Linked DNA regions of Homo sapiens: region 2 is linked to region 1. Evidence: chromatin contacts called from ENCODE Hi-C or POLR2A ChIA-PET data. All regions are on one chromosome and are shown on one strand. The core of a region is the stretch at or near the end of the contact, and the rest is flanking DNA. Distances in the headings are between cores, read along the strand shown.

Region 1 (3,057 bases), core at 272-2,771:
GAGAAAAGCCAGAAGATGTCACTGATGATGGAAAACCATTCAATAAATTTCAACATCTACTCATGACAAAAACTCTTAGCAAACCAAGAATGGAAAGCGTACTTTATTTATTTATTTATTTATTTATTTATTTATTGTATTATTATTATTATTTGAGACAGACTCTAGCTCTGTCACCCAGGCTGGAGGGCAGAAGAAAGGTCAGAGAGACTTGAAGGGGATCCGGACAGGCCACCACAGAATATGCGACTTTGACATAAAGATTATTTTGAGCTGAAGGCAATTGAGAATCAACAGATCCAGAAAGAGTTCTCTGCCCTCCCCCTTTTTGCCTAAAAGCAGGTCATAAATTTGATCACACCAGTGTACTCCAGCCTGCGTGACAGAGGAAGACCCTGTCTCTTAAAAAAGTAAATAAGTAAATAAAAGTATCTGTATTTCTATATACCAGCAACAATCAGAAAACAATTTAAAAAAGGAATTAACAATGAAAAAGAAAGGAAGGAAGGAGGGAAGGGAGGGAGGGAGGGAGGAAAGAAAGAAAAAGGAGAAAGAAGGAAAGAAGGAAGGAGGGAGGGAGGGAGGGAAGGAAGGAGAGAGAGAGAAAGAGAAAGGAAGAAAGAGAGAGAGAGAAAGAGAAAGAAAGAGAGAGAGAGAAAGAGAAAGAAAGAAAGAGAAAGAAGGAAAAGGAAAAAAAGAGAAAAAGAAAAGGAAAGGAAAGGGAGAGAGAGAAAGAAAAGGAAAGAGAGAAAAAGAAAGAAAGGGAGAGAGAAAGAAAGAAAAAGAAAGAAAAGAGAAAGAAAGAGAAGAGAGAAAGAAGAAAGAAAAAAAGACAGACCTAATAATACCAACAATAAATCCAAAAGATGTGTAAACGCTTAATGGGGAAATTACAAAACTTTATTGAAAAACATTAAAGTTGGCTTATGCGTGGGTCAACCATAGTGGCTCACGCCTGTAATCCCAGCACTTTGGGTGGCTGAGGCAAGTGGATCACTTGAGGCCAGGAATTCAAGACCAGCCTGGTCAACATGATGAAACCCCATCTCTATTAAAAATACAAAAGAATTAGCCAGGCATGGTGGCACATGCCTGTAATCCCAGTTACATGGGAGGCTGAGGTGGGATAATCGCTTGAACTCGGGAGGTGGAGGTTACAGTGAGCTGAGATCGCGCCATTGCACTCCAGTCTGGGAGACAGAGTGAGACTCTGTTTCAAAAAAAAAAAAAAACAAATCATATCAGCAGCAACAACAAAAACCCGATTCAAAACTGGGCAAAGTGCACACTTCAGTAGCACATATACTAAAAATGGAACAACACAGATTATTAGCATGGCCCCTGGAAAAAAAAATTTAATGGGCAAAGCACTTGAATAGACATATCTAAGATGTACAAATGGCCAATAAGCAGATGAAAAGATGCTCCACATCATTAGTCATTAGGAAAATGCAAACCAAAACCACAATGAGAATGACCATATGATTCAGCAATTCCACTTCTGCGTGTATACCCCAAAGAATCGAAAGCAGGGTCCGGAAGAGCTGTGGACACCATGTTAACAGCAGCATTATTCACAATAGCTAAGAGGTGGAAGTAACCCAAGAATCTATAAAGGGATGAAAGGATAAGCAAAATGTGGAACATACATACACTTAAATTTTATTCAGCCTTAAAAAGGAAGGAAATTATGGGCTAGGGGCAGTGGCTCACGCCTGTAATCCCAGCACTTTCAGAGGCCAAGGCGGGCGGATCATTTGATGTCAGGAGTTTGAGGCCAGCCTGAAGAACACAGCGAAACCCCGTCTGTACAAAAAATACAAAAATCAGCCTGGTGTGGTTGCGCGCGCCTGTGATCCCAGCTACTTGGGAGCTGAGGCAGGAGAATCGCTTGAACCTGGGAGGCGGAGGTTGCGGTGAGCCAAGATCACACCACCGCACTCTAGCCTGGGCAACAGAGCGAGACTCGGTCTCAAAAAAAAAAGGAAGGAAATTCTAACACATGCCACAACATGGACGTTGAGGATGATTTGCTAAGTAAAATAAGCCAGTCACAGAAAGACAAATACTATGTGATTCCACGGAGAGGAGGTACTGAGGGTACTCTCATTCACAGAGAGAGAAGGTGGAATGGTGGTTGCCAGGGGCTAGGGGTAGGGGGAAGGAAAGTTAGTGTTTACTGGATACAGAGTCTCAGTTTTACAAGATGAAAAAGAGTTCGGGAGATGGATGGTGCTGATGCTTGCACAACGGGATGAATGTATCTAATACCACCGAACCGTATACTTAAAATGGTTAGGATGGTACATTTCATGTTGTATGTATTTTACTGCAATAAAAAAATTTAATGGGGGAAATCCATTAATAGAGGAATGCCCAGGAGTTTGAGACCAGCCTGGACAACATAGTGAGACCCCATCTCTACAAAAAAATACAAAAAAATTAGCTGGGTGTGGTGGCATGTGCCTGCAGTGCCAGGTACCTGTAGTTCCAGCTACTGGGGGTGAAGGGGCGGGCAGCTGAGGTGAAAGAATGGCTTGAGCCCAGGAGGTGGAGGCTGCAGTGAGTCTTAATCGCACCATTATTCTCCAGCCTAGGTGACAGAACAAGACTCAGTCTCAAAAAAAAAAAAAAAAAGGTTAAATTACAGTGTGGTTATACTATAACATTCTGTTCAACCATTACATAAACAAAGTGGACTTGAACATGAGCAGATTTCTAAGACATACTGTTTCAAAAAATTCAATTTGCAAAACAATATACTCAATAGGATCCTATGTATTTTATTTTGTTTTTATTTATTTATTTATTTTGAGATGGAGTTTTGCTCTTGTTGCCCAGGCTGGAGTGCAATTGCGTGATCTCGGCTCACTGCAACCTCCGCCTCCCGGGTTCAAGCGATTCTCCTGTCTTAGCCTCCTGAGTAGCTGGGCTTATAGGCGCCGGACGCCAGGCCCAGCTAATTTTTGTATTTTTTTTTTTTTAGTAGAGATGCGGTTTCACCATGTTGGCCAGGCTGGTCTCGAACTCCTGACCTCAGGTGATCCACCCACCTCG
Region 2 (3,057 bases), core at 396-2,895, 650 kb before region 1:
TGTGATTTCATGGCTTGAGATTTTGACGTTAAAATATGATGCATGCAGTTCAAGAAGAACAGAGGTGGCTGCAGAATTACATTCTGGCCAAATTATTGGGAATAATTTGCATCTTCTAAAGTGCCTGATTGCAAAGGGCACTGTGAACTTGGCTGTAAATAGTAAGGGAGCTACAACATGGGTGACAACCAGTTTTAAAGCACCTTCTATCTACTGGATTTGCTTTGAGTGTGTAATTTCTAGTCCTTAGAAAATTCCTATACAACCTAGACATTGTTTCCCTGCTGTACAGATGAGGAAACAAAGACATGGAGGCCAAAGTCACACAGCTGGTTTGTAAAATGGTATGGGCCTGTGAGAACTGGTTAAAGCCAAGAATGAACGGACATTTGCATAAAACCCTGAAGAGAATACAAAAAACAAATAACCTGTGTGGAAGAAAAAAGAAGAGATAGACTGATTTCTTCGAAAATGCAAGTGATATAATTACTTTGCTCTTTTTCTCTTTTCTCCTTTTACTCCTAAAATTATTTATAGCTCTCCTGTTGCCAAAAATTGTATGTCTAGTCAGGCACAGTGGTGAGCATCTGTAGTCCCAGCTCCTCAGGAGACTGAGTTGGCAGGATCACTTGAGCCCAGAAGTTTGAGGCTAGCCTGGGCAACATAGTCCATAAGGAAACTATGGGAAGTAAGCTGAGAAGGTGAGTAGTAAATTGTTCAAGAATACATAGGCTAATGGTGATTACTGGATTTTGAACCCTAAGTAACTGAAAGAGAAATACACATTTTTCTATGATCTAATAAAAAGCAAGCATGTTGTATGCATGAAAAGTTTTTTGATGCAAGGTGGTGTACATTGATCACATAACACAAAGGGCAATGTGTTGTTAGAGTGGCTCACATAATTACAGGCTTCCCCCATAATGGTTGGGAAGCTGGAAAAAAGCCTCCAAAACCTACTTGGAACGAGAGCGTTCAGGTACTTGGTTGGCGGGAACTACTGACCGTTCCAACCACATGCTATAACTGGAATAGGGCCCTTCAGGATCTTCCTGTCCTTGCTGTCACTCAGCTCAAGATTCACAGTTCCAAAAGAGTAAATATAGTATGTCTACCTTGAATTGCATGCACATGTCTTGTATAAAAAAAGACAGAAACCTGGATTGATTGCTTTCCCAAGCCTGCACATGATGGGGCTAAAGTTATTCCCCACAATGAGCTTGGGAAGCAGTTTGGTAGGGGAAATAGATGTGGGCTGGCCATGAGACCTTGTTATTGCATATGGATATTTAGCAATAGTTTGTTTTGCTTTGTGTGTGATAGGTAAGTAAATAGAACAGTGAGGTCAATAGAATGTGCACTTTATGCTGGTTCATGTGCAACTTTTGCTAGGCAAGAGGAGTGTGACCAGATGGAATAGAATTATAATATATACTTTAATGGTATAATGTGGGATTGTATTTTAGCAGGAAAGGAAAAAAATAGGTGAGAATTTAAACTTTCACTCTGGCTGTTGCATCAGCAGGAGCTTTCTCATTTCTATTGAAAATGAAATGAAAAATGAACACCTGTCCCCTGGGGTTCCCTCCCCAGAGAGGCACACGCTAACATTATGCTCTGTGGCAGGTTGCCCTGTCTGCTGTGCTCACCTTCACAAAAACCCCCAGATTACTGCATTGTTTTGGTGCCTTCAAGCCAGCATCTGTTGTTTTCATGTATTCTCAGTATCACCTTTGGCAGCGTGCAGCCACTCTTGGGTAACTGCCTGGGTTTCTTATTTCTTAAGTATTGATTTTTAACAAAATAGCCATCTGATTTCAGAGTTGCATAGGGTTTGAGTAGTCTGCTTTTTACCCTGTATTTTACGTAAGTCCTTTCATTTTTAGTGAACATTTTTGCTGAATATGTGGTCTTCCCAGTAACATATATTGTGTTATAGCAGAAATATCTACATAAGAAGCAGTGAACCACAGTGTGTTCAAAAACTGTGTTCCAGAGGAAACAGAAATGTTCTTTAGGTGGCTGTTTAAAAATTGGGCTCAATAATGAGCAAAAACATGTTGAAAGGTCAATCTTTGAAGGTATTTTTATGAGCAATTAATGATCAGATTCAGGAATGCAGCCTGGTGATGACCTACTCATGGATTCCACTCTTCTACCTCTTAACTTTCCACCTTCCTGGGGCCAATTGATCCAGAAATTGTTTGAGCCCACTAGGATTTTCAATTCTTGGATCCCCCCACCTTTCACAGTCACTCACACCCATGGCATCTTCCATTTCCATTTCTGTTGTGTGTCTTTTTCCATGCTGGTTGGTTCCAGCAGGACAGGGATCTTTTTCCCCGATGTATCCCAGGTACTTGGAAAAGTGTCTAGCACATTCTAGGCACTTACTCATTCCCTAGATACCTATTAGCGCAGGCAGAGTTAGCTGCTAGATGTGAGTGCTTAGCCCTAGGTGCCTCTCTTGGGTAGCATTGTCTCAGCTGTTCTTCCTTTAGCAGTTGAGTAGGAGACATGTGCACAGAGCAGTTGATGGGAGGACTTTTTGGGAAGAGTCCTTAAGATTGATATTTATATGCAGAAATGACTGTCCAGAAGGTTTACCTAGGTTTAAAAAAATTGATATTCAATTTGTTAAAGTTGCAAATTGAAGGACACTGTTACACTTTTTAAAAAATTCAGCTTATAAATCTCATTTATAAATTAAACATTTTAATCACTTTTAAGGGATTTTGAATTACAAATTAGTCTTGTTTATAAACTCGTTAATATCTTCAACATTTAAGCTTGCCTTTACTAATTTAATATTTGGTTTCTATTTTTAAAAAGTCTATTAACACAAACCTCAAGTACTTAACTCTTCTTATAAGTTAATTAGACTTACAAGTGAAACAGCCCTAAAAAATTCTCTTAGATGTTTCAGTGTTGTGCATAAACTTCCTTAGGTTTCATCTTGACCACAAATCTGAATCAGTTACACAGAGGGAGAAAGGACAGCATAATCTAGTACCCCACTGCTGGTGGGTTAACGTGGAGTAGAGGACAGCCTCTGTG

The links. A loop is a pair of places that touch in the nucleus more often than their neighbours do. ChIA-PET counts read pairs that join two places held with the same protein, here RNA polymerase II (POLR2A). Pooled maps may share reads with other maps.
Region 2: a loop to region 1 is called in a pooled map, with 3 times the contacts of the local background. The contact joins two enhancer-like sites. A Hi-C loop is called at or near these places in 2 of 50 pooled maps. POLR2A ChIA-PET finds 5 or more read pairs at or near these places in 2 of 52 experiments (Caco-2 and GM12878).

What each region holds. Positions count from the first base shown.
Region 1 is chr1:7,992,700-7,995,756 of GRCh38, reverse strand. No RefSeq gene overlaps it. Among named protein-coding and RNA genes, the nearest start is that of ERRFI1, 32 kb to the left of the region's middle. Within about 2 kb of position 1,521, at least 3 of the 41 ENCODE cell types and tissues checked have a DNase peak (open chromatin) inside an H3K27ac peak, as active enhancers do; they include GM12878, where a contact is called at or near this core.
Region 2 is chr1:8,642,304-8,645,360 of GRCh38, reverse strand. The region is part of intron 2 of RERE (arginine-glutamic acid dipeptide repeats); the gene reads left to right. Among named protein-coding and RNA genes, the nearest start is that of SNORD128, 150 kb to the right of the region's middle. RefSeq lists a silencer at 1,583-1,712. Within about 2 kb of position 1,645, at least 5 of the 41 ENCODE cell types and tissues checked have a DNase peak (open chromatin) inside an H3K27ac peak, as active enhancers do; they include GM12878, where a contact is called at or near this core.